Linked DNA regions of Mus musculus: region 1 is linked to region 2. A link is a loop called in an ENCODE intact Hi-C map of the cell type or tissue named here. Cell type or tissue: left cerebral cortex. All regions are shown on one strand. Links, peaks and the distances in the headings refer to the core of each region. The heading gives the core; the rest is flanking DNA. Region 1 overlaps Atl2 (atlastin GTPase 2). Region 2 holds the start of Cebpz (CCAAT/enhancer binding protein zeta).

What was found. Peaks named below come from ENCODE experiments on the same cell type or tissue, not always from the same donor. Only the 100,000 strongest peaks of a DNase experiment are listed, where the experiment ranks them.
Region 1: a loop joins it to region 2, with 3 times the contacts of the local background. A loop is called at or near these places in 2 of 42 quality-filtered maps.

What each region holds. Positions count from the first base shown.
Region 1 is chr17:79,834,348-79,850,614 of GRCm38, forward strand. Atl2 (atlastin GTPase 2) reads right to left here. Exons shown (of 13, transcript NM_019717.3): 13 at 14,043-15,931. The coding sequence ends at 15,812. Among named protein-coding and RNA genes, the nearest start is that of Atl2, 54 kb to the right of the region's middle. In left cerebral cortex, for the core only: a CTCF peak has its summit at 6,706; a DNase peak (open chromatin) is centred at 6,702.
Region 2 is chr17:78,929,908-78,946,174 of GRCm38, forward strand. It overlaps Cebpz (CCAAT/enhancer binding protein zeta), which reads right to left and starts at 7,163. Exons shown (of 16, transcript NM_001024806.2): 1 at 6,968-7,163; 2 at 4,668-6,160; 3 at 2,203-2,434; 4 at 1,403-1,589. The coding sequence starts at 7,123. Ndufaf7 (NADH:ubiquinone oxidoreductase complex assembly factor 7) reads left to right here and starts at 7,228. Exons shown (of 10, transcript NM_028611.3): 1 at 7,228-7,294; 2 at 7,584-7,747; 3 at 8,634-8,714; 4 at 9,688-9,798; 5 at 12,162-12,375; 6 at 13,346-13,404; 7 at 13,927-14,037; 8 at 15,034-15,177. The coding sequence starts at 7,258. In left cerebral cortex, for the core only: no CTCF peak of the experiment used is centred there; a DNase peak (open chromatin) is centred at 7,219; H3K4me3 peaks cover 2,050 bases; H3K27ac peaks cover 1,468 bases.

The sequences.
Region 1 (16,267 bases), core at 5,479-7,978, 900 kb after region 2:
TTTAGGTGTGTAATTATTAAAAACAATATTTATTCTTTCAATATGTAAATATGCAAAAATAAACGTGGCTGGGGAGAAAATTAAAGAAAAGGGGGCACTGCAAGGGAAGGAACAGGATGCAGATTTAACCAAAACATGTTGTATGTGTGGATGATATTATGAAATAATAAAACATATTAAGCCGGGCGTGGTGGCACACGCCTTTAATCCCAGCACTCGGGAGGCAGAGGCAGGTGGATTTCTGAGTTCGAGGCTAGTCGGGTCTACAGAGTGAGTTTCAGGACAGCCAGGGCTATACAGAGATACCCTGTCTTGAAAAACCAAAAAAACAAAACAAAACATATTATAAAGACTAAAATGTCATAAGAAACGTCTCCAGTGTGATTGATGCATGCTAGAGAGGAGAGAAAACTGCATAGATCAGTGTCAGAGTGCTCTTCCTTGCTTCTAGCAGAAGCACAGCACACAAAGCTTAGTCATAATGGAACTTTAATAGAAGGATGCTGGAACACACACATTTAAACACACACATACAAACTCACACACATCAACTTAAACCACACACACACTTAGTCACACAATCATACACACTCACACACATATACACACTCACACAGTTGCACACACAAAAAATATACATACAGTTACACCAACATACATACACACTCACACACATTTGCACACACCAACATAATCACACACATATTCACTCACATACTCACACAGTCTCTCATACACACACATTTAGACACTCACACACACTCACATACACACATACACATTCACACACACTCATATACATTCTCACGCAGTCACACACACTCATACACTCAATCACAATCACACACTCACATACACACTCACACACACCAACATACTCACACTCACTCACACACCCATACACATACACTCACACACACACACACACACATATACTCAGATACACACAGTCACACACATTCACATGCATATATACATACACACACTCAGTACCTAAACCTAGGTCTCCATGCCACAAGGACACTTCTTTCTCTGACTCCTTTGACATTCTCTTCAAACAGGTTTTCTTCCTGTGACTGACAGCAGCCTCTAGCAGCCCTTGACCCCCATCCTCTCCACTCCCCCGCATAAGATGCCTTCATCACCAGCTCTTCATAAAACCAACTGAGGAAAGGCATCTAACAGGACAGGATTTTGTCACATGTCCTGTCCTTAAACCAACCACTGCAACCAGAGGAGTGGGGTACTATGCCCACCTCTGGCCAAGGCCATGGAGTCATGGAGTTTGCAACCCTTAATAATCACAAAGAAGGAGACTAGGAACAAGTGCCCCTGCGCCAGCCAAATAGGTGCTTCTGTTAGATTAATGGCAGTTATTGGTGCAGGATCTCATTTAAGTAGAGGCTGTCTTGGAAGCCAGGCCTCAACCCAGTGGAATGTTTCCAGTGAATCCAAGTTCATTAATGAAGACTGAAGAAGGGAGAATCTTGCAGAGTCCACAGAGAACCTCAGAAGATGACTTCTTCCTTTCCTCCCACACAACGAGAACTGAAAGCCAGGCATTTGTGTGTGTTGCTTCTCCTTTTAGGTTTAATTCAACGTGAGAGGACTCTGAGCCTTAAGCAAGTGAGCAAGGGAAAGTCTGTTCGTTGTGTGGGTAATAAATAAATAACGTCTCTCTCTGAGAGATGTGATGCTCGACTCCACTGAGCCACTTGGTAACAGCCATCTGACATTACAGAAGCTTTTCCTGTGAGACCACAAATATCTAAGCCATTTCCCTTTTCAGATGACTCCAGCTAATGGCTTTCTGTGCTATTAGTGGAACATATCCAACAATCTTTGATTTGTGGTTGTTTGATTGGGCCCTGAAAGGAGAGGCTGTTTCCTTGCAAGGAGGGATAATTGCCTGGGAATTCTTCAGAGTGATATCATTCCTGTGGAGTTGGAGGGGACATCAATTTTCTTGACACTGAGAATGTTTGGGGGGGGGGGGGGCAAGGACTTTTGAATCTCATCACACAAACCCAAAGCCACAGCTTAGCAGGTCAATCCAAATAACTTTAAGCAAAATGTCAGCCTTCAGACTGTGTCTAGGTCAAGTGATGTGTGTGTGTGTGTATGTGTGTGTGTATGTGTGTGTATGTGTGTGTATGTGTGTGTGTGTATGTGTATGTGTGTGTGTGTATGTGTGTGTGTGTATGTGTGTGTCTGTGTGTGTCTGTGTGTGTATGTGTGTGTATGTGTGTGTATGTGTGTGGTGTGTTTGTGTGTGTGTGTGTGTGTGTGTGTGTGTGTGTGTGTGTGTGTGTATGCAGGAGGGGTGAGGAGTATCCATATGTGGAATGTATTTGTTCATGGTGTGACAACCTATGGTGCCAGTCCTCAGGTGCCCTCCACCTTTTGTCTCTCAGTGGCCTGGAACTCGACATGGGCCAGGCTAGTTGGCTCTTAATCCTGGAGATTCCCCCTGTCTCTGCTTCCTATATCACAGTATTTGGATCACAGGTGTGCTCCATACATGTTTTAAAAAATAAAAATAATAAAAACTTTGGATTCTGGAGATCCAAATTCAAGTCTTCAACTTGTAAGGCAAATACGTTACCAACTGAACCATCTCCCCAACCCTCTGCCTCTGAATTCTGAATCCTTCCCAGTCGCTGTGGTGCAGTCCGAGTGGAAAGAGGGCACCACACACTCCTCATTGACAGGAGAGAAGACAACAGTTTGAACCGGACAGTTGCAAGAAGAGCCACGTGCTTATGGTCCCACTTTAGGAGTCTTTGACACCATCTGCTCCAAAGGAAATGACCCTAACGATCATCGCTGTCTGATTGATGCTTCCAAGGCCCCAGCAGGAAGGACACCATTTGTTTTGATGCTGGGAACCTATCTTGCTTTTGAAAGCATAACAGCCAAAGGTTATCTTGGGCACAGAAGGGACTTTTTGTCCTTGATGAGATTTTTTTCTTTCGGAATAATTTGAGATTTGCAGGAAGGCTGCTGATACAGTGCAGAGAGTTTCTGTGTGCCTGCCGTCTACTGCTGGTCACAGCTGTCACTACCTTTGTCAGAATGGACAAGTAGAGGTTTGCATGGATGCTGTTGAGATACCTTGGGTTTCCCATTGATGCCCCAGAACCTCATACTCTTCAAGTCTCAACTTCTTAATCTCAGCCAGTCTGGGACACATTCTAACATTCCTCATTTGCCACAGTCTTCATGGCTTTAAAGGGCCCTGGTCCAGTGTTTGGTAGGAGGTTCCTCTGTCCTTTGGTCTGAATCTGTCAGACTAGGGCTGTGAGGTTTTCTGGAAGAGGTGCCTGGGACAGTTTACTTTTAGAGTGCGGGTAACTCAAAAGTTAACAGCTTGCTTTAAAACCAAATCCCCCTTTGTCTCTTCCAGCCTGTTTTTAATGATGTCATATGCTGATTTTGTGATGAATTTTTCCAATTCAATTTCTAACTCCTTTAAAGAGTGGGCCCCAGGCCTCTGCAGGAGCCACAGGTGGGTAAGCAGGTGGCTTCTTCTAGAACAGTGGGTCTCAACCTTCCTAATGCTGCCACCCTTTCATACAGCTCCTTGTGTTGTGGTGACCCCAACCATAAAATTATTTTTGTTGCTACTCCATAACTGTAATTTTGCTACTGTTCTGAATTATAATGTTAATAGCTGGTATGTCCAGTGGTCTCAGGCTACCCTTGTGAAAGGGTTGCTCAACCCCTCAAAGGGATCATGACCCACAAGTTTTAGAGTTGGGTGCTACCTACAGTGCCCCTCAGCATTAGCTGCCGTGGGTCATGCCCATGGTGTTGGGCTGAAGTGGAATTTTCCACAAGTCTATCATACTGCTTTTATAACAGAAAGTGACCCAGATGAACTACCAAGTCAAGGAAAATAATGCAAGAACAAAAGAGGTGGCAGCTGAGTCTTAGGAGGACTTCATTTTCCTAGTGATGGGAAATGGCATGAATGGAGTCTAAGAGTTGTGTGTGACTCTCTATCCTCTGGTCCACACAGCATGACCTTCGCTTGTGTTTGGCAACAGAATGGAGAGACCCAATTCAAGGGATGCTGGCTGAGAAGGAAGCCAATAAATGATGGGGTATGACAGCGACAACCGCCCTCACCTTGACTTCCTAAGCTCTCTGTGTCATGTGCTGGGACAGGGCCATTCACTGAGGACCCTGTTTTACCTTATCTTGTTTGGATCTTTGTTCCTGCAAATCCCAACGGAGAAGCCTGTTTGAGACACGGGGAAAGCCTTTCTGACGTCTCCTCTTTCCCTATCCATCCTGGCTATCAGTGTTCCACCCTCTCTTCAACCCTCTGTCCCTTAAGTTGTCTAGGATGGCCTGAACTCCTAGGCTCAAGCAATCCTTCTGCCTCAGCCTCTCCAGCCTGAGGTGACAGGCTCGTGAACTATCACTGCTGCCAGTGCTGTCACAGAACCCAGAATCGCCTGTCATGGTTCAGAATTTTAATCCCCAGTTGCCTCTTCTCAGACAGTGACAATAGCCCCATTCCCTCCTTTCCCACACTCCCCTAATAACCCTAGCTTCCCCACAGGCATCGAGGTGACCACAGCACATTTCCAAGCACCCCACTAATGTGGTTATCCCAGTCAAGAGCAAACCCAGGGCAGAGGAGGGTGAGTGAGTCCTGGACCAGACATGAGGAGATCTGGTGGTCCTGGTTCCAATGCCATTGGTACCAAGCAACTACCTTACCTCTGTTTTATCAGCAATCAAATCAGACACCATGTTTATCCTCCTTACCCACCTCCTGGTTTCTGTGAGGTGTAAACATAAGCAAAACACTTAGTGTCTCACTGGTCCTCTTGTCCCTCAAGCCCATGCCAAGTCTTCCTCTGTCTACCATGAGCCTCAGCTTGCTGTCCCTGTAATCACGTCACTTTGTCACTTGCTGGTCACACCTGCACTCCTAATCCTCATACAAGTGTGTTAAGGACAACAGGCTCTCAGGCAAACATTGGGTCTGATAGAGCATCCCTGCTCTGGTACCTGATGTAGACAGGGCATGTACATATTGTTGAGTAAACAAGAAGGACCAAGCAGGTGAACAAACAAGTACCGCATGTGAGTGTGTTTGTAAACTGTTGGGCTGTACATGTATGTGAAGGACCAGATGAGATTTGTCCACCTAACCTGTCCAGATCAGCTGCCTTCTCTAAGAACTTGCTCTGTCCTCTGGCCTGGGTCTCAAACCTGACCCTGCCCTCTAGCCAGGGTCTGGCTGCAGCTGAAGACACCGGTCTCAAATCTGCTTATCAACTGACTGTCAAGTTGCCAACAGTTTCTCCCACTATCTCAGCTATCACCCAGACAATAAACCAGGAGATGAATGTAATTGAATTAGAACATTATATGGAGTCAGAGCTGGGACAACCATGTGGGTCCGTTCCAAGGACCAGAATCCAACAAGGCAAGAAGAGCTGGAAAGAAAGACCCTGAAGAGATCATCTGGGCCTCAGAACTGTTTTCCCCAAACTCCAATTGCACTTCTGGATCCCTGATTTTATTCTGTCATTGGACATCTAGAGATTGTGTCTGGGCATTATACAGATTCTTCTTTGCATTGTTTCTTAAGGGGAATTATAGTAGACTAGGATCCCCTCTTTAAAAGAGCTCCTCCAGCAACTACACCAGGAAAAATCTTTACTTTGGATGAAATGACCCAGAATTGTCCCTGTCTAAAAGAACCACAGAGACAAAAATGGAGAAGAGACTGAGGGAAAGGAGGTCCAGTGACAGCCCACCTGGGGATCCACCTCATGGGAAGGCACTAAGGCCTGACACTGTTACTGATGCTCTGGTGTGCTTACAGACAGGAGCCTAGCGTGGCTGTCCTCTGAGAGGCCCAACCAGCAACTGACTGAGACAGACCCAGATACTTACCCAACCGCTGGGCTGAACTTGGGGATCCCTATGGTTGAATTAAGGGAAGGATTAAAGGAGCAGATGAGGAGGGCAACCCCCTAGGAAGACCAGCAGTCTCAACTCACCTGGACCCCTGAGAGTGCCCAGACACTGAACCACCAACCATGCAGCAAACATGAGCTGGCCTGAGGCCCCCAGCACTATATAACAGAGGACTGCCTGGTCTGGCCTCAGTGGGAGAAGTACTGAGTCCTCAAGAGACTTGAGACTCCAGGGAGTAGGGAGGCCTGGTGGTGGGGGAGCATCCTGTCAGGCACAGGGGGGAGGAGGAATGGGGTGAGGAATTGTGGGAGGGGGCACCATGACGGGGGGGGGGGAGCAACAGCTGGACTGTAAGTAAATAAGTAATTTTTAAAATAAATAAATTAGAAATATATGTTTTCTGCCAGGCAGTGGTGACGCATGCCTTTAAACCCAGCACTTGGGAGGCAGAGGCAGGCAGATCTCTGAGTTCAAGGCCAGCCTGGTCTACAGAGTGAGTTCCAGGACAGCCAGGGCTACACAGAGAAACCCTGTCTCAAAAAACAAAAACAAAAACAGAAAAAAGAAAAAAGAAAAAAGAAATACATGTTTTCTGATCTGATGTCAGAACAATTAAAATCAAATAAATAACAAGCACAAATACAAAGCCAGATTCTAGTTTCTCTCCAAAGCTGAACAAAGGTACAATCTACTATATGGAAAAGGCTAGGCGACAGTGAATAATTTCATAAGCAGGCTTCGTCTGTCCTCTGCTGGGCTCGAGGTGAATTACAGCCCTTGCTACAACCAGAAAGGAATGGTGAGGTTTGGCTGGTTAGCGGCCTCCTAAGCAGGAAAGCAAAGGCTCAAAGGAATGGTTCTCAACCTTCCTGATGCTGTGACCCTTTGATGTTGTGGTAACCCTCCAACCATAAAATTATTTTTGTTGTTACTTCATAATTGTAATTTTGCTACTGCTATATAAATCATAATGTAAGTATTTGTGTTTTCCGGTGGCCTTAGGTAACCTCTGTGAAAGTCTTTCAACACCCCCACCGAGGAGAATTCGACCCACAGGTTGCTACCCTAACGAGGAGTCATGGACATGTGGCTCACTAATGTGTCCCCCCACACACATGTAGCTTAGTGTCTGTGTTACATTTAATATATGTTCTGGGTGAATGAGTGAACAAGAAAGACATGCTTCCAACTCGGAGCAGGTGTGGAATTGTGAACCAAAAAAAGGAGGGGGAAGGGGAGGGGAAGGAGGGGGGGAGGAGGGAGGAGGAGGAAGAAGGAAAGAAGTTAGGAAGGTAGGAAGGAATAGGAAGGAAGGAAGGAAGGAAGGAAGGAAGGAAGGAAGGAAGGAAGGAAGGAAGGAAGGAAGGGAAAAACAGAAAGACAAACATATTTTACAATGTTGTTATTCATACATGCTTAGAAATAACCTGGTGCAGCCCAAGAAGAAGGAAGACTAAAGTGTGGATGCTTCAGTGCTTCTTAGAAGGGAAAACAAAATACTCACAGGAAGAAATATGGAGACAAAGTGTGGAGCAGAGACTAAAGGAAAGGCTATCCAGAGACTGCCCCACCTGAGGATCCATCCCATATACAGTCACCAAACCTGGACGCAATTATGGATGCCAGGAAGTGCTTGCTGACAGAAGCCTAATATGGCTGTCTCCTGAGAGACTCTGCCAGAGCCTGACAAATACAGAGGTGGATGCGCGCAGCCAACCATTGGACCAAACTAGAGGTCCCTGATAGACGAGTTGGAGAAGGGACTGAAGGAGCTGAGGGGGTTTGCAGCCCCATGGAGGGAGCAGCAGTGTCAACCAGCCAGACCCCCTAGAGCTCCCAGGGACTGGACTACCAACCAAAGAGTACACATGGAGGGACCCATGGCACCGGCCACATATGTAGCAGAGGATGGCCTTATTGGCATCAGTGGGAGGAGAGGCCCTTGGGCCTGAGGGTGCTCGATGCCCCAGTGGAGGGGAATGCCAGGGCGGGAAGATGGGATTTGGCGGGTGTGTGAGGGAGCACAAAGAGGCAGGGGAGGGGGATGGAGTAGGGGGTTTCAGAAGGGGAGACCTGGAAAGGGGAAAACATTTGAAATGCAAATAAAGAAAATATCCACTAAAAAGGGGGGAAAGGAAAAATAATAACCTGGTGCCCATCAGGCACGCGCTGTCACCTAAACACCAATCAGGAACAATCTTCAAATAATTCCTACAGGCCACGCAAACCACCTCAATTATAACATTCAGACGTCTAAGATGTAAGTGAAGTTTCTATATATGACTGCCAAGAAATTACTTCTTTGGGAGTCTAGTATCTAAAAGCCATAGAGTGAATAAAGCCAAAGAATTGCCTGCAAGACAACAGAGGTGACTGGAGACCATACAACTGTCTATGTCATCTTCCGTTCCCAGGTGGACTCAGCCATCCAGTGACACGTCCTTAGTGACAGCAAATTTGGTGATACAGGCATCCTCTTTACTGGGGGTTCCGTTTATTGAATATAAACAATTCATACTAGGGCTAAGAGTTCAACATTCCATGTACCTTAGTAAACTACCCACCTGAGAGAAAATGGGACTTCAGTGAGGAGACAGCATGACACTGGGAACATCCTTATATACGTGTGCGTCACAAGAATCCAGAATCCGATTCCAAATAGGGATTTGGGGCCCTCTCTTTAGGTGGGGGAACACCAAGCTTCATACGAGAGTTGTGTTCTGTTGTAGAAGTTGGTGGGGCACCGTCAGAGGGTGAGCTGCGGTCAGCTTGGATTCTGCATCCCCCACTTTGGTAATTCCCCTGGTAGAAATGTACCCTTTCTCAGATAGGGTAAGTGGGAGAGCACAGAGAGACCTTAAGAAGCCAGACATTATTTTGCAAGTGGGTGTTCCAAGGAAAAAAGATAATGAGGTAAGGGGTACTGAAGGCTGTTCCCATCCTGCACAGTAGCTGCATCACGCTATGGCTCCTTGAATGTTTAGTTTTAAGGTACGGTTCAGAGCTGCTCCAAGAAGAGCTGCTGAGCATCCTAAGAACTCGGCAAGCTTCAGTAAACTTTATGGTTCCCTTCCTGCTTCAATTATCCAGAGTGGATCCTGTTCTTAGAACTAAGAACCCTGGTTTATTTAAAAACAAGGCACTTGGGGACAATTGGTCTTGCCTCTCTCAGCATCAGCTTCCCTATCTTTGAATTTTTTTTTTTTTCAAACACAACGGTAAAGATCAAAATTAAATAACAAGCCATGTGCCTCCTACCTAGGACATGCACTTAGTGTAGCATCTTACTTCACAAACACATTTCCAAAATATACTTCCTTCCCTCTAACTTAGGGTCATGACTGCTTACATGGAAGATTTCAGGCACATTCTCTACTGTCCTCTCCCCCCTCACATCCATTCTCAACACAGCAGTCAAAACAGCCCAGTTAAATACAGACAGCTCCAGCACTCGCTGCTCAGCCTGCCCTGATGGCTCCCAATTCTCCTGAGTAATTCTTTTAGCAGCCTGACAGACCCACATGTCCCGGACCCCGACCATCCCTCTCCTACCTGCCTCCAACCGTCCCTTCAGGATGACACCACACTCATCCCTAGCACACCCATATACCTGTCTGTGCATCCCCTACCTTCCTCTCTCTGCACAGCTCATCCCTTCTCATGAGTCCTGCCTGTCCCGCTTCCAATAGAATGTTCTTGTCTGTTTCCGACACTTAGCTTGTTCTGTTCTTCTAAAGGGCTATCACACTCTAACAAACCATAAAAACTTGCTTTGATACATTCGTTGTTGTCTGGCATTCCTAAAAAAAAAAGCATCCTTTCCCCTTTTGTTCATTGACATTCTCCCATGCATATAAATACTTCCAATAAACGATTGTGGAATGAATAAACCAACCAAACAAGTGCTTCTGCAATTGCTATACTCTCCCTTAACAGCCTTCTTTCTTGGCCCTCCTGTATGAGACCGTTACACAGGTACATTATTACTGCTTGGCATTTACATATGACATGTTACCTAATAAGTTTTGTGAAATGATTGAACTGAGTAAATAAATACTGCTTCTATAACATCTATATTGCTACCAAACCACTGCCACTGCTGCTACACCCACTGGGGCCCTTCCCTGCAGTCACCTTACACTATGCTGTTTAATAGTGCACTGTTGTGTGGTTCTCCCTGGTGGTGACACAGTTCTCTCCTCTTTGTCTGTGGGGCTATAGATCTAGCTTTCTATCCTAGACTGCCTTGGTAAATATAAGTGACCTCTTTGAGCCCCAGGTGATGATAAAAATGAAGGTGAGGGGCTGGAGAGACAGCTCGGTGGGTTAAATGCTTACTGTATAAGCACCAGGGCCTGAGTTCGGATTCCCAACTCTCACATAAAAAGCTGTGCAATGGCAGTTCACACCTGAGACTGGAGGATCCTGGGGTGGGGGAGGGGTGGAATGCTGACCAATCACTGAGTTCTGGAGTCAGTGAAAGACTTTGTCCCAAAACAAAGCAGAGAACAATAGAAAAAGATACCCCAAATTAATCTTGCCCCACCACACACACACACACACATACATACAAGTGAAGATGAGCATGCCCACTCTTGGACTATGGCACTGACAGAGACATACACATAGTTTGGATGTTAAACCTTTACTCTTTCCAAGAACAAAGTGCTCTGTACTAAATAACGTGAACATTCTTTGTCTATCACAAGATTAATATCACCAGGACTTTATTCCAACAGATAGTACTATAAGCCTAGTTCTAGGTATAGGCAGACATACAGGAAGCTTATTAAATCATGTTGCTATACAAAAGCTCTAAAGATCATCTAAATATTTAAGACTTCACCCCTATCTCTTCCACAGCATGTTACCAGGTTTTAGTTAATTACTGGTTGCCTTAGTATATTGATGCCATGGGAGAAAATACAGCCTCTGGCATCTAGGAGCGAATAGTTACCAAGCACCCACCTAACTCAACAGGAGCTGTTACAGGTCTAAAGAAAAAGAAGATAGGCAGGGTGATAACTATTTTAGCCCATGTAAAAACATTGTGAACATCAAAATGCATGGGAAACGTGTTGAGAAGAAAATGGGTGGGAAGGGGAGAGGATACTGGGGAGCTATGACCGAAGTACATCACATATGCATGGAGTTAGGAAGGAAAAATTTAAAGTGGATCAACAAAATGTTCTGAGCATTTACTGTGTATAAGATATCTGATAATATAAAACACAAAAAATAAGAGTGTTCATTTCCAAGGAGCCTAATCTAGAATGCTATCTTCCCACAGACAAAACTTACTACCCTCCTCCTAAAGTCGTCCCTCACAAAGCAGATACCAAGTTTAAAATAGGCCTAACTTGGTAGGAAGCTTTTTAAAAAGCATCTCTACATGAAGGATTTAAAAACTATCAGTGATACATTCTCACCACATTGTAAGGTGACTGAAATGTAATTATGGTTTCCACTTTACAGGTGAAGAAGCTAAGGCTCAACTGTCCTATAGCATTTGTGCAAGTTCACAGATCTCGAAAATGGAAAGCTCCCAAAGTGGTGGTGGTGCCTGCCTTTAGTCCCAGCACTCCCAGGAGGGAGATAGATGTAGGTGGGTCTTGAGTCCACAGCCAGCACAGTCTAACACAGTGAATTAATTCCAAGCTGGCCAAGGGCTACATAATGAGACTCTGTCACGACTTTTAAAAAACAAGAACAAGGAGAAAGAAAATCTACCATATATAGCCTAATCCTATTTTCATGTCAAATAAAATCCAGTGAAGCAGGTGACACAGACATATATGCCAACAAAGCACCCATAGACATAAGATGAACCCCAACACACACACACACACACACACACACACACACACACACACTTTGCTTTGGTACTGGCAGTCTTTGGGAATGTGGCCCAACAGCATATATCTAACCCAAGATGGTTACTCCTCTGTATCTCAAGCTTCAGACATGGTTTTTCCCCCCCTTTTTAAACACAGGGTGCCACTTTGTAGCCCAGGCTTGTCTTGAATTTTCTATTTTCCTGCCTTAAGCCTTGAGTGCTGGCCTAGTACTCAGAGATGCTCCTGCTTCCGCCTGTGCCTTCAAGAGCTCTAAGAAAATGTGTGTGGCACCACGCCATGCTGAAACTTTTTGTTTTTGATGGAATCTCCTTCAATTTCATGAACCTTGTGGAAATAGTTTATTGAACTAGTAATATGTTACTCCTTCTCCAAACCTTTTTTTAGAAAAATCTTTGGTGACTTCTGATCTAGATCTTTGAGGAGCTCCTGAAGTCACTCTGCAGAAAGAACATAGGTATTTTGTTGCAATATGTTAAGGACAGTTTCTCTGCCTAAATCCAGTAATATATATATATATATATATATATCCAAAGAAGTTCCTAGGGCCCAGTATCAGAGTAAAGTCAATAAGGCAGTAATTCTGCCCTGATTCAGATTTGGCTCCAATTTGGCTTTGATTACAAATTAACTTTTGAAAAACTCCCTGGAAGTTATCTGATATGGACAGAGGCTAAAGACAGAATTCAAACAAGACAGTAATTTGATGTATAAGGTACTCCCAAGGGGAAACAAAGATGGCTGGCAGAACACAGCTGCCAATTCTTCCCAAGATGAGTTTCGTCATCCCAGGAATGGACAATCAATATGCACATATAAACTCACTTGGGTTAGCAGGAAAGGACTCAGACTGTTAATTTTCAAGCCAAAGTCTAAGTGTGTGATAGAGGCACACTGCCCTAAGCAGCCAATCAAAATTGCCTTCTTACTTACCTGGCTAAAACCAGATCTGTATCTAAAAGGCCACTTGGGAGATGGGGAGAAAAGTGACACATGGGGAGGGGGAGGGAGGGAGGGAGAGGGAGAGAGAAAGCGAGAGAGAGAGAGAGAGAGAGAGAGAGAGAGAGAGAGAGAGAGAGAGAGAGAGAGAGAGAGAGAGAGAGAGAGAACATCCATGTGTGAATGCTGACATGCAGGCCCTGGTGTGGAGCAGTCAGACAACAACTTCAGTATGGGTTCTTGCCTTCTACCTTGGGGTTGTATACTACTGTTGTATACCATTGCATCTGCCAGGCTATCTGGCCTGAACTTCCGGGCCTTCACCTGTCTCTGCTCCCCATCTTGCCATAGGAGCCCTGGGATTCCAGCTTTTGGTAGGTTCTGAGGATTCAGACTCTACCCCTAATGCTTACACAGCAAGCACTAAGTCATCTCCCGAGCCCCATTATAGGTATTTGTACAGGAACCAAGATCAAACACCCTCTTTAAAGGTGTTTCTTGAAAGGTCCTTAACTAAAATTAAACTTTTAAAAAAGCAGTCATGCCAGAAGTGAAGTCTCTAGCCTGCGTGGTTCAATTCCGCAAGCAAAATAAGCCCCTGCTCAGTGTTTGAAACTATACACTGCAGTTAGGAGCACTTGCTGCTCTTCAGAGGATCCAAGTTCTCTTCCCAGCACCCATCCTGGGCAACTCACAACCACTCCAGTTCAGAGGGACCAGATGCCCTCTTCTGGACTCTGTGGGCATCTACACTCAGGTGCACATACCCACATTCAGATACACAAATACATCATTAAAAAGAAAGCAAAAAACCTCATGAGTGAGATAACACAATTTAATTTTATAAATAAGTTGTTTACAGAAGCAAAGATGACTAGCAATCTATACTCATGAAAGATGAGACTCACCATCAGAGCCCCAAAGGTTGTTCCTTTCGCAAGATGTGTCTTAAAAAGATAAATTCTGTCACTGAGAAAAACCTTTCATCTCTAAAAGAAAGGAAAAACCTATTTTGTATCATTACCCAAAACTGTAGCACAGAAAATGCACCCATTCCAGTGTTATTTTGGTATTTGTCCCTGGCCCCTTCTGTTGTTCTGGTTGCTCTGCCTCTACCTAACAATGGCCAGGGCCTTCCAGACGAAACTAAAGTCTTCCTTGGAGTCCTGAAGATACTTCTAGAGGAAAACCACCATTTTAGCAAGAAACACTACAGCGCCCAGTGGTCTAGACTTTACTTTTAAAAAGAAAAAAAAAGGAGGGGGAGTTTTAAACTGTGTAAGTTTTTAATTTCAGAACACTTGCTAGTATACAACAAACTTTTTATTTTTCATTCATAAAAACAATTTACAGCATTCATAAAACAAAGTGGTCAGAGAAAGAGAGACTGTTCGGATGGATTCGTTCTGTGTAGGAACAGATGAGAAGGCAGCTGCTTACCACAGACGGAAACAAATACAATCCATATAAAGTAGGACTGGGTCAGAGTGGGAGGGAAGTGTGCCAATCAAAGCAAACTCAGACCTTCATGCATGCAACTCAACATCTGAATTCTCTTAAAAACCAAATAGGAGCGATTTAATAGGTCTCTGTAAAGGAGGTTATAAGTACTGGAAAAATGGTAGCTTTACATATATAGCCCACACGCAAACACACACATATTCATTCTCTCTCTCTCTCTCTCTCTCTCTCTCTCTCTCTCTCACACACACACACACACACACACACACACACACGATGGGAGTGGGGGAAGAGATGGAGAAAAGATTAAAATTATTAAATCCCCAGATAGATTATCACAAAAAATATCCCTTACATAAAAAGACACGAAAAATAACTTTTTACACGCTCAGCTTTAAAGTACAATACCTTGAGCTCTAACTCGGTGCACCCTGACCCACCCTCTTTCAGCATGAACAATGTTATATGGTGAGATACACACTTGAAAGAATTCCTTAAAAAAGAATCACAACTTTCGTTTTATATATACAACAAATTTTTAATTATGTACTGAAAATAAATTACAGGAAATAACTTTAAAATGCAACAGAGGACAAGTCACAATAAAACATTCCCATTGAATTCTCTTGGGGGTGAGACTGCAGTGCTCAGGGAAGATAAATATCACAAATATATCAAAACTTCACACTGTCTATGCGTTCACACAGTGACACGAGCCACAAACACTCCTGTCACAGGACTGGACTCAGTAGCCTACCACAGAACCAGGTTTTGCCATAAACTACAAAACTTTTAATACAAAATTGTATTTATATATTTATAATTCATATACATGCCCTACCTGTAATCTTTAGAAAATGAAAGCTACACGCTGTAGACACTCTTAACTCATAGCTGTAGGCAACATTTTTGGATGGAATTTTTCCCCCAATAAAATTAATGGCATATTTTATGTACATGAAGGCTAAACTGCAAAAAGACAGTTCAGTTTCCCAGATAATGCATCTCCTTTCAGGGCAGGTTTACAAATTTAAAAAGGCAAGACAAATGTACACCTCAGAATTACCTTCTCAGCTACAAGAGTTCTCATGTGATTTGTGTGAAGTTTCTGAAACATGCATTTATGTAATACTGGCAATTGAAGGCAGTAAAGCAATATACACTTTTAATGTAGTGGCTCGGTAAAGGCTTCATTGTCATTCCCATCTGATTCTTGATACAGTGATTCATAAATTCTCTAAAAATTAAAATTTCAATGGGACACTATATTAAAGAGACTCTAAATAGATTTCTTAAAATATTTCCCTGAAATATCCTTTTACATAAGACAAATTTCACTAACATTGAATTCGGTAAAAAGAAAGAAAAGAATTAACCATGGCACAAGTGTGCATGATAACCTGATGCTCCTCAGGCAGTCACCGAGTCTAAGGAGACAGCAAAGAAGGCTGCAAACCAACAAACAACGTTCACACTCTGTGGCGGCCATCTGTGAAGCCAGTTACACTAAACTACTTCTACAGTTGATTGTAAACTTTGGTTTATTTTATCTGAGTTCTCATTGTACAGCAAGCATGAACAAGGGAGAGTGGAGTCCATGAGCAGATGAACTGTCAGTCTGTCTTTAATCGGGCATGATGAGACACCTGGTCAGTCAGGCCTGCTTTGATAGAGTTTGTTACAGACTGCCTTATGTTTTCCTCCATCAAATTATCACCCAGGGGCTTCAATACCTGTGGTATGAGAAATGTGCAAAACAAACAAAAGCATGAGGTAAAAAAAGAGTACATATAAAAACAGATATAAAAAATTCAATTTAAATTAATGACAAAAATAATCAGGAATGTGAGAAATAAAAAGATGCTTCTCCCAAAAGAACAAAGAAAAAAGAAAAAGAAAGAAAAAGTTATGATGCTACAAACAATGCAGTTAAGACATTTTATAATGCAACGAAAGTTACTTTCCTCTTACTCAAACCATTTACAAATCCTATGAGACGGATGTGCAATCCATACCCTATGTGCAGCATCAAATCTGGTATGTATACAGCATTATGCAGACCGGCCCAG
Region 2 (16,267 bases), core at 6,038-8,537:
CAGAAAACAGTATTTAGGAGCCGTGTCTCCATGCAGTTCACGATCTGGGACCCGAGACTGAAGTCAGTCCATGAGGCTTAGGGGCAGTGCCTCCCCTTCCCTGGGTGAGTTGTCTCGTTGGCCCCGCAAGGTTTTAACGTCCACTGTAAACTCTACAGCTCTAGCACAAGCTCGTCATCCTCCTAAAGCACAACACTGTGTGCTTCCAACAGATGAATCCCTTAACAACTTCCCTCATGGGGCACTGACTGCTCTTCTGAAGTCCTGGGTTCAATTCCCAGCAACCACATGGTGGCTCACAACCATCTGTAATGAGATCTGATGCCCTCTTCTGAGGTGTCTGAAGACAGCTTCAGTGTACTTACTTATAATAATAAATCAATCTTTAAAAAAACAAAAAACTTTCCTTGACTACCAGCATGCTCTTTAATCTATCTAAGTGGACACTTAAAGCTGAGCTATTTTCACCACAGGTCCTAAAAGAAATGAGTCTGGTACTGCCTCCCTCAGTGCAAAGCTGGTGTTCTTTTTCTTTGTGGCCTCAGATAAAGACCTCATTTCTAAGCTTTCTTTTGGTTCTAATATTCTATTAACTGACTTCTTTTCCTCTGATGTGTGTGTACATAGACACCTGAGGTTTCTATTTCTCAGAAAGTCTATCTTAAAAACTTGCTTTAAGGGGCTGAAGAGACGGCTCAGTAGTTAAGAGCACTGGCTGCACTTCCAGAGGACCTGGGTTCAAGTCCTATCACCTACATGGTGCTCACAACTGTCTGGAAACCAGTTCCATGGCATCCAATGCTCTCTTCTGGCCTCCTGGGCATTAGGCATTCACATGGCACACAGGCATATGTACAGGCTAAACACATACACATAAAAAATTAATAAAAAAAAACTTTCTGTAAGAAACTGCAATGAATATGACAGCCACACAAAAATCAAGAAGGGTCAAGAGCTGTGTCAAATACAGGTCCATTCAGGAATCAAACTTCATGTGGCCCACAGGTGGGTGCCTTCATGTGCTGATTAAAGTGGCTCGATGAGGCTCAAACTCTTATTTAGAACAGAAATTAATGATTCACAGTGTACATCATTTATCAGTGTTCACCTAATTCCCACACCTCAAAGGCATCTGCTTGATCTCCAAGGTTTATTTAAAACACGGAATTCTGTTAATGAAGATTATCTGTGATTCCCTACCAACAAAATTTCACTTCATGATTGCAGATGTAGTTCACTACTTGCTCAGCACACACAATGGCTATGCATTGCACCTCCAGAATTGTCACACGCATGTGCATGCGTGTGCTCACACGCACACATACTCATAGATATATGAAGCTAACAGAAGAAACTAATCCCTTCGTTTAGAAGTTCAAGGGAACAAGCCAAAGGACTTCACCTTTCAAGTTGTCAAAGTGCACCCAGGAAGCGGCCTTCGGCTTCTCGGCCTCTGCGCTGCTCTCAGGCTCTGTCTCCTTTGACTCTACTTCCTTTACTGCATCTGTTGCTGTTTCTTTGTCTGCATCGGTAAACTTTTCATCGTCACTGTCATCTCCCACGTCAACGAAGTTTTCTTCGTCAGACTCCTAACGAAATGTAGCAATGACTCTGTTAATTAATGGGAATTGTAATGAAGTCTGTTAATCAATGGGAATTGTAATGAAGTCTGTATTCATTTATGTGGTGCAGAGTTTCAGAGACTCACTGCAATTCTGGTAAAGGGTGAAGAAACAGCAATCAAGTGAAACTCCAGGCCTGACGGCCACCCAGGTGAGACAGAAGACAGACTCTCTTCCTAAACACGAGAGCCAAGTTCTCAGCCAAGAGATTTTACAACTGAATCCTCAAACATCTGTCATGTTATAAACCACGACAACCGGTGCTATTACTATTTATTTCTATTTCATAACCGAGGAAATGGACGGAAAGGGTCTACTCATTCTATAATCACCTATAACTCCCTTATATGACTGCAATTTCTAATGTAATGCAGTTTCTTATGTAATAGATGGAAAAGTTGAGCAAGCTGCCCATCTATTTAGCTGTACACCCGGCAGTGAAGTCTGGCTCCTTCCAACTCTAGAGTCACATTCCAGAGAAACTAACTTACCACCGGTAAAGCAAAGAAAAACATACACACAAAAGCCCCCACCCAGCACACCAGCACCCACTAAGGTCAAGAAGCAGTAGAGAACACACCGGATGATCATCTAGTTGGCTTCTTAAATCTGGTTTTGCTTTAAGGATCTCAGACACAAGATACAACGCTCCACAAATGAATGGCGGCATCTGTGTGCAGGTGACCTGAAGCAACCTCTTCACAAACGCCTTCACCCGGCGCAGCATGATGTCAGCTTTCAAAGATTTGTAGATCAGGTTGAGAAACATCGCTTGCTTGGAACATGTCGTCAGGCCTGGATCCAACATCTTTCTGTCAAATGAAATCAAGGTCAAGTGTTCATTCCTAAAGTCATCCTCACATCCAGGAGTCACAGTTTACAGACTCCACAACCAATTACAACAACCTCATCTTAGGGACACCTTTCCTGCATATGTTACAATAAGCAACTACTTCTGTCTTATCAGATATTGTGAGAATCAATGACCCCCGAGAGAAAGAACACACTGGTACAAAGGAAAGACATCATCAGTTAAGAGCCACTTTTTTGTGACTTTTTTCTCATTTTTTTTTTAAATAGTGATACAGACCCCTCGTGAAAGGTTACACACACGCCAATTAACAAAAGCTGACACCTACTCAATCTGCTTTTAACCAGTTCTTGGAAGGCAGAGGCAGCAGCTCTCAAGTTCAGTCAGCCTGATTTCCATAGCAAATTCAAGGCTAGCCAGGGCTACACAGTGAGCTGTTAACAAAATAAAGACCGAGCCCTAGGAAGCAAGATGAAATAACCTCTGTCCTATGCAGCACAGATGAAATGACCCAAGTGTCTGCCTTTCTTTACTCTTGAGGTGAGCGGGGCAGCCTCCCCACCCCCAACACGGCTCTAGTGTAGACCACCTATGAGTAGTTAAAACGGAAATTCTGAGTCCTTCAGATGTGACCCAATGGACTAAGCATGCACTCCCTCATACCCACCGTCCCAGTCCAGAATGTTCTCTGCATGTCCACAGCTCCTAAAATAGGTTCAGTTCTTCTGATGTTCTCTCTGTTTATGCTCTGCAGTTCCCTAAACTCAGAGTCCTCAGTTTCCCTGCCTTTTCTCCCAAGGGTCAAAGGAATCAGACTGTTCTATTATAAGCTTCCTCCATGTGCTGTTTTCCTAAATGAGGGGTCCAATCAGGCACTGACGAAAGCCTTCAGTAATTATCCCAAATAAAGCTTTTCCCTTATACAGTTTTCTTGGAAAATGTGTGTGTATGTGTGTGGTGTGTGTATGTGTGTGTGTGGTGTATGCCTATGGAAGGAGATAAGCAAGTTGGAGAGGACAACTCAGAGTTTGTTCTTTCTCTCCACTATGTAGGTCTTGGGGACTAAACACAAGTTGGCAATCTTGTCAGTAAACCCCTTTATGCCCTGGGCCGTCTCACTGGCCCTAAGCACTGCTCTGTAAGGTTCCAGTTGTCTGTCTGTCATTCACTGCTGGAGCGCAGCAGGTGCTTCCTAATGTGGACTAAAGGTGGATGCACGGGCCTGCATTTTACTAATAAAATACAGTAAGAAAAATGAGCTTCGTCAAGTTTCCAGTAGGGTTTTACTGATAGTTAAATAATTTATCCAATTTGCACATGGCAAACTACTGCCTGGGATTCAGATCATGGTAAGTGTGGCTTAAGTCTAAACTACTTTACATTTTCCTTCATAAGTTAGATACAGATGTGCAACTGTAAAAAAAATAAATAAAAAATAAAAACAAATTAGTGATAGAACAGGCCTTTAATTCTAGCGCTCAGACGTCAGAGACGGGCGGGTCTCTATGGGTTTCAGAGCTAGAGCAGTCGAGGCTAAACGGTGCGAACCTGTCTCAAAAATAAAAAAGCAAAATAGAAAATAGAAAAGTTCCTCAACACAGCATATGTAAGGCAGACCCAACGTGCTTCCACTGCAGCACTATCTGCCTCGGCGAGATACAGGACAGCTGTGTGATTCAACAAACAAAGCTTAAAGGCAGAAAAAGCATAATACAACCAAACCAAAGCCTGAAATCTGGAACTCCTAACACGCACTCTTTAGCATACTTCCAGTAAGGATCTGCAGGGCTGGGATGTCTGTTGGTGGTGCCATATCTTACACGCCCAGTACATGGGCAGCAGATACAAGCACTAAAAAAAAAAAAAAAAAAAAAAAAAAATCACTTGTTGAAAGAATTACTCAGCAGCTGTGTGAAGAACTGGAGGGAGATTTAGACTGAGTGTATTGGGGAAACGGAATTTCAATTCCACCTCTGGTTCTAGTTCCTGACTCTCTAGTAAGACTTAAAACAAATGTAGCAAAGTGTCAAAGTGTTACGTGCTCAAAGTTGGTGAATACTCAGTTACTGAGGGTGCCTATGTGAAATATGAGTATGTATGTATACATATAGGTACATATATATGCATACCTATATGTATGTATGTGTATACACACACACACACACACACAACCTTTTACCCTATGCTATATATGCTATACCACAGCAAAGTTTCCACCACATTCATGCACTTACCTGTATAAAGCTGTGTAATATCGGTCAGATATTGTCTGTTGAGAATTCATTACTTGGAAAAGTAGCATTAAAGCCTGCACACTCGTATTAAAATTTACAACATGCAACACTTTGAATAAAGTGTCCACCTGCTCCCTCACTTTGTCGTCACCTATCTGGGAGTAAGGGTATGCTCTGTTCACCCCTGTTAAAATCGCACTGAGCATTTTTGATTCAATGTCTTTTTTCTTGATACAAGTCCGAAAGAAACAAAAATAAAGAGTAATTAATTTGTTAGCCAACTCACTTTCTTCATGGGAGAGGACCATTTGGTTTAGAAAGCAAATTGCATAATACTGAGCTTTGGGGCTGATATTTGAGCGGAAGAGTAGCCTTTCTATTTCTGCACACACAACTCCTTTCATATTGGGATGCTTCCGAAGTAACACTTCTAACAGATGGGAGGCTTTCGTAGCAATTCTGTTCTGAGGATCTCCCAGCTTATTTATCACCTGCACAAGAAGAGCCTTTTCCTCCTCGGGTTTATCACAGAGCAGCTCATGGGCAGCTACCAGGGCCCGCGTTTTAGTGGTTACCAAGGAATCATGACTTAAAGTCTCGAGGACCTGGACGAATTCTGCTACCAAGTGTTTCAATTGGTGTTCATAATACCACAGTATCAGTCTTCTATCTCTCGAGTCCTTGTTGCCACTGGACAACTCTTCCAGTTTGTGGAAAGGATGCTGGCTGAAAACCCGGAGCTTCCGACTGTCTGGCAGAAGGTCTGTGATGAGCAACTCCTTGAACGTGTCCAACGCCATGAGGCACTGCTGCTTGCTGCCCTTCTTTTTCACAAGGCTCATCAGGGTTTCTACAAACTGCAGAGTGTGGACAGCATCATCCTGGATTAGAAGGATCATGGCCGCCATCCTGTCAGCTAGTGTCCCTGATGACACGATGGCCTTCATCCAGGTGGAAGAGCCTCCCTTTTGATTGTTTGTCTTACTCTTGAATAAGCTGACTTCGTGCTCATACAGCTTCTGGGCCAGGGCTTTGTACTTGGACACGACATCTGGAGGCTGCAGCTCCAAGGAATACTCACCGCTGTACTCCATGTCGTACCACTTGCCTCCAGGCCTGAGTAACATTGTTTGTCTCTCTAGAAATTCAAACACATCGGGTTGTTTATCTTTCTTTGCTTTGGAGACGGGACAGCTCTCAGGACGCTGTTCTGGTACAGTCTTATTTTTCACCTTCTTTTCCGATGTCTTTTTTCCTTCTGTTGCTTTTTGTTTTTTATTCTCCACCTTCAGTAGTTTTGCTTCTTTTTTGCTGGTGTTTTCCTTTTTCTCTGGTTCATCTTCTTCAATCAAAGACTTTGAGTATTTGGCCAAATTCAGATTCTGAATAAATGACTCCAGTTCACCTTGTTGAAGGTCGTCAATGGTTCCCTTTTTGCCCCCATCCACCACTTCCTCATTTTCATCCAAAGTAGCCAGCATAAGGTAATCTTGCTGTAGAAACACATTAAAAAAAAAAAAAAAAGGCCGTATTACAAACCCAGAAATTCAGTAAGAACTTCATTTTTAAAAACCATCACATATGAATTATTACACTATTATCTGGCAAACTCACAGATATCCAACAGGAAAATGTGCCAAAGATAGGTACACAATAGGGAAAAGGCTTTTGAAGAACCTTCTTCAAGATATGAAAAGATTCTCAAGCTGACAGTCACAAAATCCAGTGAAAATCGCAATGATCTAGGCACTCGTAATGCATCAGGTGAGCAAGGTTAAAGGTTTATCTGAGTGGGCAGGGGATGGCTCAGTGGGTCAAGTCTATGCCAAGGAGCCTGGTGATTTAGGTCCGATCCTCGGAAGTCACATAAAAGAGAGAATCGATTCCAAAGTTGTCCTCTGACTTCCACACGAGTGTACCAACAAACATACAACACTCCTTCCAATAATAGAAAGTACTTTATGAGGTAGTGTAGGGAGGAAGAGGCACTTTCATAAAAGGCTAATGTAAACTGGCAGGTTCTTTTAGCGACTTCAATCCAACCTTTTAACCTAGCAGATGTAGATTACACATACGGTCGTGTTCAAAACATTTGCCCACGTGGTTAGAATCCGATCGCCTACATTTTAACGAGGCATAAACCCAGGAGAAAACATGCAAGCCGAACTGTTTTTTTTCCCACTGAAGCGCGGTAACAGTAAATGCGTGGGAAGCTCTCAGAGCAGGTCGGAGGCTGGGCTGCGGGTCCCACCTTCCCGGCAGCCGTGAGCATCCCCTTCCCCAGAGCCTGCGGCCCTTACCTTTGTGCCTCCGAGGCGTAACACCTCCTCCAGGGAGAAGCCATTCTTGCCCTCATCGCCATCCTCCTCGTCTTCCTCATCCGGATCTTCTGTCACCTGTTTGGGACGCCAGGGCTGCTTGGCAAGGAACGCCACAGGTTCCTGGTCGGCCGACATGGCGGGCTGGACACGCGAGTGCAGCCCGGAGCTTACTTCCGCTTTACGGTGACGCACTTCCTATTGCGAGGGCGATTCAGGAAATACCGTTTAAACCCCGCCTCCGGGGCGGAGCCTGGCCTCGGGGTGTAGGAATGAATGCTTTGGTGAGACGCTGCGTGGCCCGCGCGGGTGAGAGTCCCCTTGCAGGATCCTGTTTCCATGGAAACCGTATGGCGCGGCTCCTTGGTCCCTCCGTTGCTCACCTGGGGCTGGAGCAGGAAGCTGGTCCACAGAGAGGCTTAGCTGTGTGGAGGGGCTTGTAGTCATGGGTTCGGTGCATGCCTTGCCTCCATCGGGTCCTGACGTTGGGGCGAAGTTAGTGATGAACGAGGCATCCTTACAAGCTTTAGGCTGCTTGCTGCGCGTGTAAATGAAATGGAGATATCTAATGCGGGCGGTGCTTAATCGTGCTTTTCAGGCCTTCCCTGTATTTGGAGAGGGAAATGCTACAGCTCCGGGAATGAGCCGGCAGAAAGCAACCAGGTGACACCGATGCTGCGGCATCTTATGTACAAAATAAAGTCTACAGGTCCCATCACTGTGGCCGAGTACATGAAGGAGGTTTTGACTAACCCAGCCAAGGTAAACGTAGGGGGAGCGTGAACCACCCAGTGTGTGTACACAGAGGAGCCCGAAGGCCTCTAGAGCCATCAGGTGTTGAGCCACCGCCGAAGTCCTTGGAATATAGTCTTATCTGTCATTTGCGTTAAAGGGCAGTGCCAAAAAAGAGGTCATGACAAATTCCTGCGGAGTTTAGGTGACAGAATGTAATTTAATTTTCCTGAGTTAAAGGAATGCTGATTTTCTAACCGGGGTTGTGGATTTCTGCTGTTTGTATAAGGGAAACGCTGTATGTATGAGGTTGACCTTGAACTTGCAGCATCTTCTTATTTACCCTCCTGAGTGCTGGGATTCTAGGTGGTCTTCACCTGCCTGGCTAAAAGAAAGCTTTGAGTCTTTCTTGAAGGTTAAGCATTATGGTAAAACTTGGGATATGAAGTTAAGACAAAGTCTTCTCCCCAGATAATTAAGCCTTGTAAGAAACGTAATTGTTGTCTTATTTAAAAAAAAAAAAAAGCACTGGATTTAGTTTTGGGTTGGGAGTCTTTGGAGAGAGAAGTCAGTGAAGACACTGTTTGAATAGACTGAATGGATGCCAGGGAGAACTAAAATGAGAAGAAAGTGAGACTTTGCATTGGTATGGAAGAGTGGGAGAGGGCAAGGAGTAGAGAGATGATCTTGTCTGCAGCCCTTCTACTTGAGTAATTGCTGTTTGGTGAGTTTTGCAAAATGACTACTACTATGTAAAATTTAGGTAAAGACTCTGTCCTTATCTTGGTTACTTCAGAAGAGAGAACTTTCTTGGTAAATACTTACTTCACTGTAAGCATTCCATAAAATTTTGGTGGAGCACTTTTGAAAGCTTTATTTGAAAATTAATCTTTTCCATTTCTCCTCTTTTACTCAGGGATATTATGTGCATCAGGATATGCTAGGAGAAAAAGGAGACTTTATTACTTCACCTGAAATAAGCCAAATCTTCGGGGAGGTAATAACCAACATGTAGACCTTAAAAGAAATGTTATAGATACTGAGGGCAGAGCAAGCGATGCTCATGTGTAATAGTGTTTTATGGTGTGTGTGTGTGTGAGTCATCAAATATTTAAAACTTAGAACACTTGAAAAACTCAGATTTCACTATAGAAAAAGAAGAGGAATCCGGGCAGTGGTAGCACATGCCTTTAATCCCAGCACTTGGGAGGCAGAGGCAGGCAGATTTCTGAGTTCAAGGCCAGCCTGGTCTACAAAGTGAGTTCCAGGACAGCCAGGGCTACACAGAAAAACCCTGTCTCGAAAAACCAAAAAAAGAAAAAAAAAAAAAAGAAAGAAAAGAAAAAGGTGGAAACATGTGAAGGACAACGGAAGATAGAAAAGGTTTGAGAAGAGGAAAACCATGAACAATGTGATTGAATGGGGAGAGAGAGAGAAGCAAGTGAGCTAACTGCCAGCTCTGACTTAATCAGATCACGGTGGCGGTCTCCCTGGAAGAAACAGGGTTGTGGCTCATTTACTTCCCTAAAAGTGCCTTTGATGACTTAAAAATAGGAAATAGTACATAAACAAGTGAAATCTAGGCTTGAGAAAGTAAATTATATTTAAGGGTTGTGTAACACTGGAAATCATGAGTAAGAAGAAGTGGCATAATTGTTCTGCGTCCTTTTGTTCCCAAAGTCTGGTACCTTTGTATAAGTGATTGCTTATTTGTGCCATGGGGCTTAGCACCCTTCACCCTGAGAGTGAGCTTCCTATGCAGTCTATGTCCTGACAATCCCAGTGAAGTTCCAGTGCATTCAGATCTCTGTGTGTGTGTGTGTGTGTGTGTGTGTGTGCATCTGTATAGATCTATGTATGTCCAATGACCTATATTGGATTATTTGTAAATGTTTTGCTTTTTGGTATAAAGTATGTATTTACATTGAGTTTTATGGTATAACACTTTAATGTTTTTTTTCTTGTCATAGCTACTAGGGGTGTGGTTTGTTAGTGAATGGATAGCCTCTGGAAAAAGCCCAGCATTCCAGCTGGTGGAACTTGGCCCTGGTCGGGGCACCCTCACAGCAGATATTTTGAGGGTAAGTATTAAAAGAACCTCTCTTACATCCCTCTTTCTGTTTTTGAACTAGTTTTCAAATTTTATTAATCTGGGTTTTCAGTCCTACTTTCTAATTCTTATATATCTGTCAACTAAAATCCAATGTCAGAGTAATGTGGAGGCCAGAGGCTGACACTGGTGACTTCTGCTATTGGTTTTTACCTTACTCTTTGAGACAGGATCTCTCATTGAGTTGGAAATGTGCTGACTCGCTAGAAAGCTCCATCCTTCTCCTGCCTCTGCTTTCCCAGGGTGGGGATGAAAGGTGTGTGCCAGCAGGACAAGGTGCCAGGGACAAGCTCAGGTCTCAGGCTTGCACAGCAGGCTCTTTACCAACCAAGCATCTCTGAGTCCTAGTGGGGGGTATTCTTTTATTGCTCTTTCCTGTCATTTTGCCTAGAACTCTGTAAAAATATTTTAAAGGGATATGTAGTAATATTTATTAAACTTTAAGCTTTTGCTGTTTTGAAACTCATCAATATTTTTGAAGGCAACTTGTATGTTTTTTGGCAATTTAGTGTAAAAATAGAATCATTATAGATTTATTTTTTTTGATAAATTTTTTTTTTAAATTAGGAATTGAAGAGGGTTTTTGTTTGTTTGTTTGTTTTGTTTTGTTTTGTTTTTTTGAGACAGGGTTTCTTTGTATAGCCCTGGCTGTCCTGGAACTCACTCTGTAGACCAGGCTGGCCTCGAACTCAGAAATCGCCTGCCTCTGCCTCCCAAGTGCTGGGATTAAAGGCGTGCGCCACCACCACCTAGCAAGTCTTTTCTTTTTTTTAATGACAAGTAAGAATCCTGATTATATTTTAAATACAAAAAAAATCCCACTCATGAAGTTTCCAGGGCTCTATTTTATATATTTTTAAAATTGACAGCCATTTGAATATGAAACATTTTAATGAAGTTTTTAAATAGTATTGTCTTAGCTAGGTGTGGCAGTGCATACTTTTAATTCCAGTCCCCTGAAGGGCTTCAAAGCATCCCAAATAGAATAGCTAACTTATTTTACTTTTTAAAAAAAGATTTATTTATTTATTTATTTTATGTATGTGTCTCTGTCCTCAGACACACCAGAAGAGGGCATCAGATTCCATTACAGATGGTTGTGAGCCACCATGTGGTTGCTGGGAACTGAACTCAGAACCTCAGGCAGATCAGTCAGTGCTCTTAACCTCTGAGGCCTCCCTCCAGCCCCCTATAATAGCTATTTTAAACTTGACCTTTTGTTGTTTGAATTTGATCTTTTGTTGTTTAAATTTGACCTGGAGTTGTTGTTTCAAGGTTTTTTTCATATACAGTTTGATTTCAAAACCAAAAGAAAAAAGAAGAAAAAAAATCTAGGTCAGACGATTAGTCTGTATCTGCATACTCCCAAAAGTAGAGGAAGCAACGTGTGGCAAGCGGGCCCTGAGCTGCTATAGGCTGGGAAGAAGTGTATTTCCTTTTCCCCTGTATTTTTCCATACAGTAAAAACTGTTGTACAGTGAAGGAAAAATTGAAAATGTGTTTTACTCCCAGGCTCAGTCAAGCCACCAGTGCCATTTAATTTGGCTCAGAGGATACTGTTTCATCTTGTCCCCAGAGAGTCTTAATAGACACCAGGTTTTATTAGATCAACCCTGTATTTTATTTTCTTGGACTTTTTTTTCCGAGTACTTGATCTGAAACACTGTGTGGATGCTAAATCTTCTTATTTTTAATAGTCAATTGTTACTCGGAAGCCATCTTGTAGTTTATTTCTTACATAGATGGTGCTTATTAACCTCTAATAGACATGGTTCTTACATGTTACTGGAGAATGACCTGGGTCAGGGGTCAATCTTTGTTGTGTTTCAACTCAACAGTTGTGCTGAGCAGTCAGAAACCCCTTTTACTTGACACAGTGTGTTTGCTGGTGTGTGGTGGTTTGGCCCTCGTGGGCTCATACCTTGGTATGCTTGGTCTCTCTTAGGTAGAACTGTTTTGGAAAAGATTAGGAAATGACCTTGTTAGAGGAGATATATCACTGGGGATGGGCTTAACGGTTTCCAAAGCCTACACCAGGCCCATTCCCACTCTCTGCCTCCAACTTATGGATGAGATGTAAGGTCTCAGCCACAGGGACAGCCTCATGTCTGCCTGCCTGCTGCCATTCTCCACTGTACCAGCTTCATGTCTGCCTGCCTGCTGCCATTCTCCCCACTGTAATGGCCAAGGACACACCTTCTGAAACTAATGAAGCGCTGGTTATTGCTTTCTTTCTAAGTTGTCTTGGCCACTGCGTCTCCACAGCAACAGAACAGTAACTGAGACAGAGGCTTCTTTCCTTTTTTATTTTTTTATTTATTTTTTTTATTTTAGGTGTTCAGTCAGCTTGGGTCTGTGCTAAAGACCTGTGCCATCTCAATACACCTTGTAGAGGTGAGCCAGAAACTAAGTGAGATCCAAGCACTGACACTGGCTGAGGAGAAGGTCCCATTGGAGAGAGACGCTGAATCCCTGGTGTACATGAAAGGTGTCACAAAGTCTGGGATTCCAGTCTCCTGGTACCGAGACCTGAAGGATGTTCCTGAAGGTATAACTTCACATTGATTAAAAGGCAGACCGTTGGTCAGAGCGCTCCACAGCTGTGACAGCCGACCAGCTTTTTATTACACTTTCATAGTTACCACTTCCAAGTCCCTTACCTGCAGAGAATAGCTGATTCCTTTTTTTTCAGCAAAGAACACAATAATAGACTATCACGTAACATAAAGGAGTGGTAGATTTCATATCATTTTATAGAAACCCAAAATGGAAACCTCTGTACTCTGTAGCATTCCCCTTATCTAGGATAGTACTGATGGTGAAATGCCCCAGAGCAGCTGAAGAAAGTGATCGTAGATGGGTTTAGTCATTAATCTCTTGAAAAAAATCTTTAGTTGCCCAAAGGCAAGCAAGGTGAGGTGGTTTACCAGCCTAGGAGACTGACCTCGTGGAGACAAGCGCCTCAGCAGGACGCCAAAAGCCATTTCTGACCTCAAGGTCACATTCCTTCACAGTTGATGCGTTTGACTCTCGTTGCTTGGGGGCTTAGCGACGAGTGGGAGACTTAGCTGACCCTGGGGGTTCAGTTCTCAGGCCATGATGTGCAGACCGAGGAGGGACTGTTCGTGTGTGTGCTGTTTACACTGAGTTTCTCATAGTTCTTAACCTGTGGTGTGAGACCGCTTTGGGGGTTTACCAACTCTTTTATAGGGGTTGCATATCTCATATTCTACACATCTGATATTAAAATTTATAACAGTAGCAAATTAAAGTTGTGTAGGAGCAATGAAATAATGTTATGGTTGGGGGTCACCACAGCATGAGGATCTGTATTAAAGGGTCTCAGCGGTACTCAGGAAGGTTGGGGACCCCTGGCCTGGATGGTGGTTACGGAAGCACCCCTGCTTTCACTGCTGAAGAATCGGCACTTTTCTTTTTTTTTTTTTAGGGTTAATGTTCAATGGAGTTGTTTGTTTTGAAATGCCGAATAACTGTATTTTTCTTGTACTTGTAAATAGGATACAGCTTGTACCTCGCCCATGAGTTTTTTGATGTTCTTCCTGTGCATAAATTTCAGGTATTGTTGGGAAAGTCCTGTTTACGGTTAAGCAGAGGCCTTAGAGCTGTGCTGTGAGCATGGTGCTTCCCCACTGCCTGCCCAAGTTAGTGTTATGTGGGCCGCTCATGACTGTGATGGAGAAGCAAACATCCACCAGGCTCTTCTTATTTTCCTGGGAACGTGGCTGTGAATTCTTAGTTTTGGGTATGGATATGAGAGAGTCTGTGATGGGAATGACCGTGTCATGAGGACTTGCCGACACGTGCTTAAGTTACAAGGCTTGAATTTCCTGTATCCTTTGTGTGAGAATTTGAGTTTAGTGATAGGCTGTATCCACAGCAACCTCTAAGGCTAAGAGTAAGTCTCCTGTAATGTAGTCATTTGTCACAGCAGTAGCGCCTGCTTGCTCATGCTGGGTTTGACTCCATCTCTGTGCAGCCCTATGCTGCTTGCTTCTCCAATAGCTCTATTTGTTATTCCTTCATTAGGGCATCGAGTTTTAAGTGCTTGCAAATGCGTATTTTCATGTATCTTGTTTAGAAAACACCACGCGGATGGAGAGAAGTGTTTGTTGATGTCGACCCACAAGCTTCTGATAAACTGAGGTTCGTCTTGGCGCCTTGTGCGACCCCTGCAGAAGCCTTCATTCAAGTATGAATTTGAGTTTTTCTTCTAAGCTTATGTTGCTGCAGGATAGTCCAGTCTGTTTTCTCACTTGCCAGTTTAGTTCTCCCAGTGGGAAGCTGGAGCACAGCACTGAGGCACTTTGTGGTGGCAGTCACAGTGGCAGTCCAGAAACCCTATGGGCTACGCTGTCTCTCATGTGTCATCTTGCTATGTAGGAAGCACTTTCTCAGCCAAGTGCCTCCTCCATTCCCTGATGACGAATGATGCCATCGTTTTCTTAACAGGGAATGCTCTCTGCGTGAAGGCACGTTGTGCTCTGTGTTCATTACTGTCATCAGTGACAGCTGTTGGGTTATAGTCGAACCCAGACCTACCTTTGACCCCACACTGGGAACAGATTAACTGCTGTTTTCTCTTGCTTTAAAGAAATGGTCCCCAGAGCTTTCTACCTTGGGACTGCACTTAACTTACATGAAACCACAAAGATTTGTTTTTATTTACTATATCGGTGTTTCACCTGCATGCTTGTTTGAGGGTGATGGTTCCGCTGACACTGGTTGTGAGCTCCCATATGGCGCTGGGAAGAGAACCAAAGTTCTCTGGAAGAGAGTCTACTGCTTTTAACTGCCGAGCCATCCCTTTAGCTCCAGGGCTATGTTTAAAGGTCCCCAAATACCACTTGGTTCTCAGGAATAACTAAGCTTTTCATTTATTGCCTCTTCTCCACCCCAGAGAAACATTTAGTTTCTAGAACTTAGTTAAGAATTTCCTCAAGTTTTCAGTTTTAAAAACAGGTTTTGAAAACATACCTTCATGTTCTTCATGTCTTCAAACTTAATGTCCACCTTGAAAGAACCAAGTTCTGTATACTGAAAAGGGCATCGTGTGAAACACTGGCCAGACCATATTCAAGCTGAATTCATTACAACTAAGAAAATGTTCACTGTGGAAATGTGTGAGACCCTAAGGAGGCAGCTCTTGTGAGTGAGCAGTGAGTCTAACTAACTCTTCCCTTACCAGCGTGATGAAAGGAGGGAACATGTGGAAGTATGTCCCGATGCTGGGGTTATCATCCAAGAACTGTCCCAGCGCATTGCGTCAACTGGAGGTGCAGCCCTGATTGCGGATTACGGTCACGATGGCACAAAGACAGACACCTTGAGAGTATGTGTCAGTATGTGTCATACAGGGCAGGCTTTATCAGCATCTCTTTGTAAGATCTTAGCTTAGCTTTTATGGTATCTAATTTTGTTGCATTCATTTTTTTAAAATTAAATGTTAATTATGCTGTTTTAACTACCCATTATTTCAGATCTTACAGTCATTCTTAGCACAGAGCCTGGATTGGCATCGAGCCTAGGAAGCATTGGAATAATATAAAATTTTGGAAAGAGTCTTTTCACATTAATGTTTCAACCCTGCCTTCATTTAAAAAAAAAGAAAGCTACTTTGCATGTTCAACCTAGCTACTGCAAATTGTTTTAACATATTTTTCTTTCCAGATATTTTCTTTTACCTTCCTAAACATTGTTTTCTAGATCATTGGTTCGTTCTTTCTTTCTTTCTTTCTTTCTTTCTTTCTTTCTTTCTTTCTTTCTTTCTTTCTTTCTTTCTTTCTTTCGTTCATTCGTTCTTTCTTTCTTTCTTTCTTTTCTTTTTTTTTTGATTTTTCGAGACAGGGTTTCTCTGTATAGCCCTGGCTGTCCTGGAACCCACTTTGTAGACCAGGCTGGCCTCGAACTCAGAAATCCACCTGCCTCTGCCTCCCGAGTGCTGGGATTAAAGGCCTGTGCCAAGACACCTGGCTCATTGGTTCTTTCTAACTTTATTACTGCTAGGAATTTTTGCTGTGTGGTGGTGCTCTGCTCCAGCACTTGGGAGCAGAGGCAGGCGGATTTCTGAGATCAGCCTGGTCTAGTGAGCTCCAGGACAGCTAGGGCTACACAGAGAAACTGTGAAATGGAAACCAACCAAACCAAAATGGAATTCTTACCTGGGAGACTGTTCTCTAGCCTTTCCTCTAGGATAATGGTAGTGCAGCTCTGGATGGAGCACATACCGTATTCTCAGGCTTTGTAAACTGAACTACCTAGGCTTTGATAACCAGAACTTGCCCACAGCATTAATGGGAACACTAACTAGCTCTATGTTAAAGGCAACATCGTTAGGCACCCCAACTTCATATATTCTACTGGGTTTGCCATGTGTTACTTTGTTTGAAGAAAGAATGCTACGGAGTAGAGTTTAAACCACA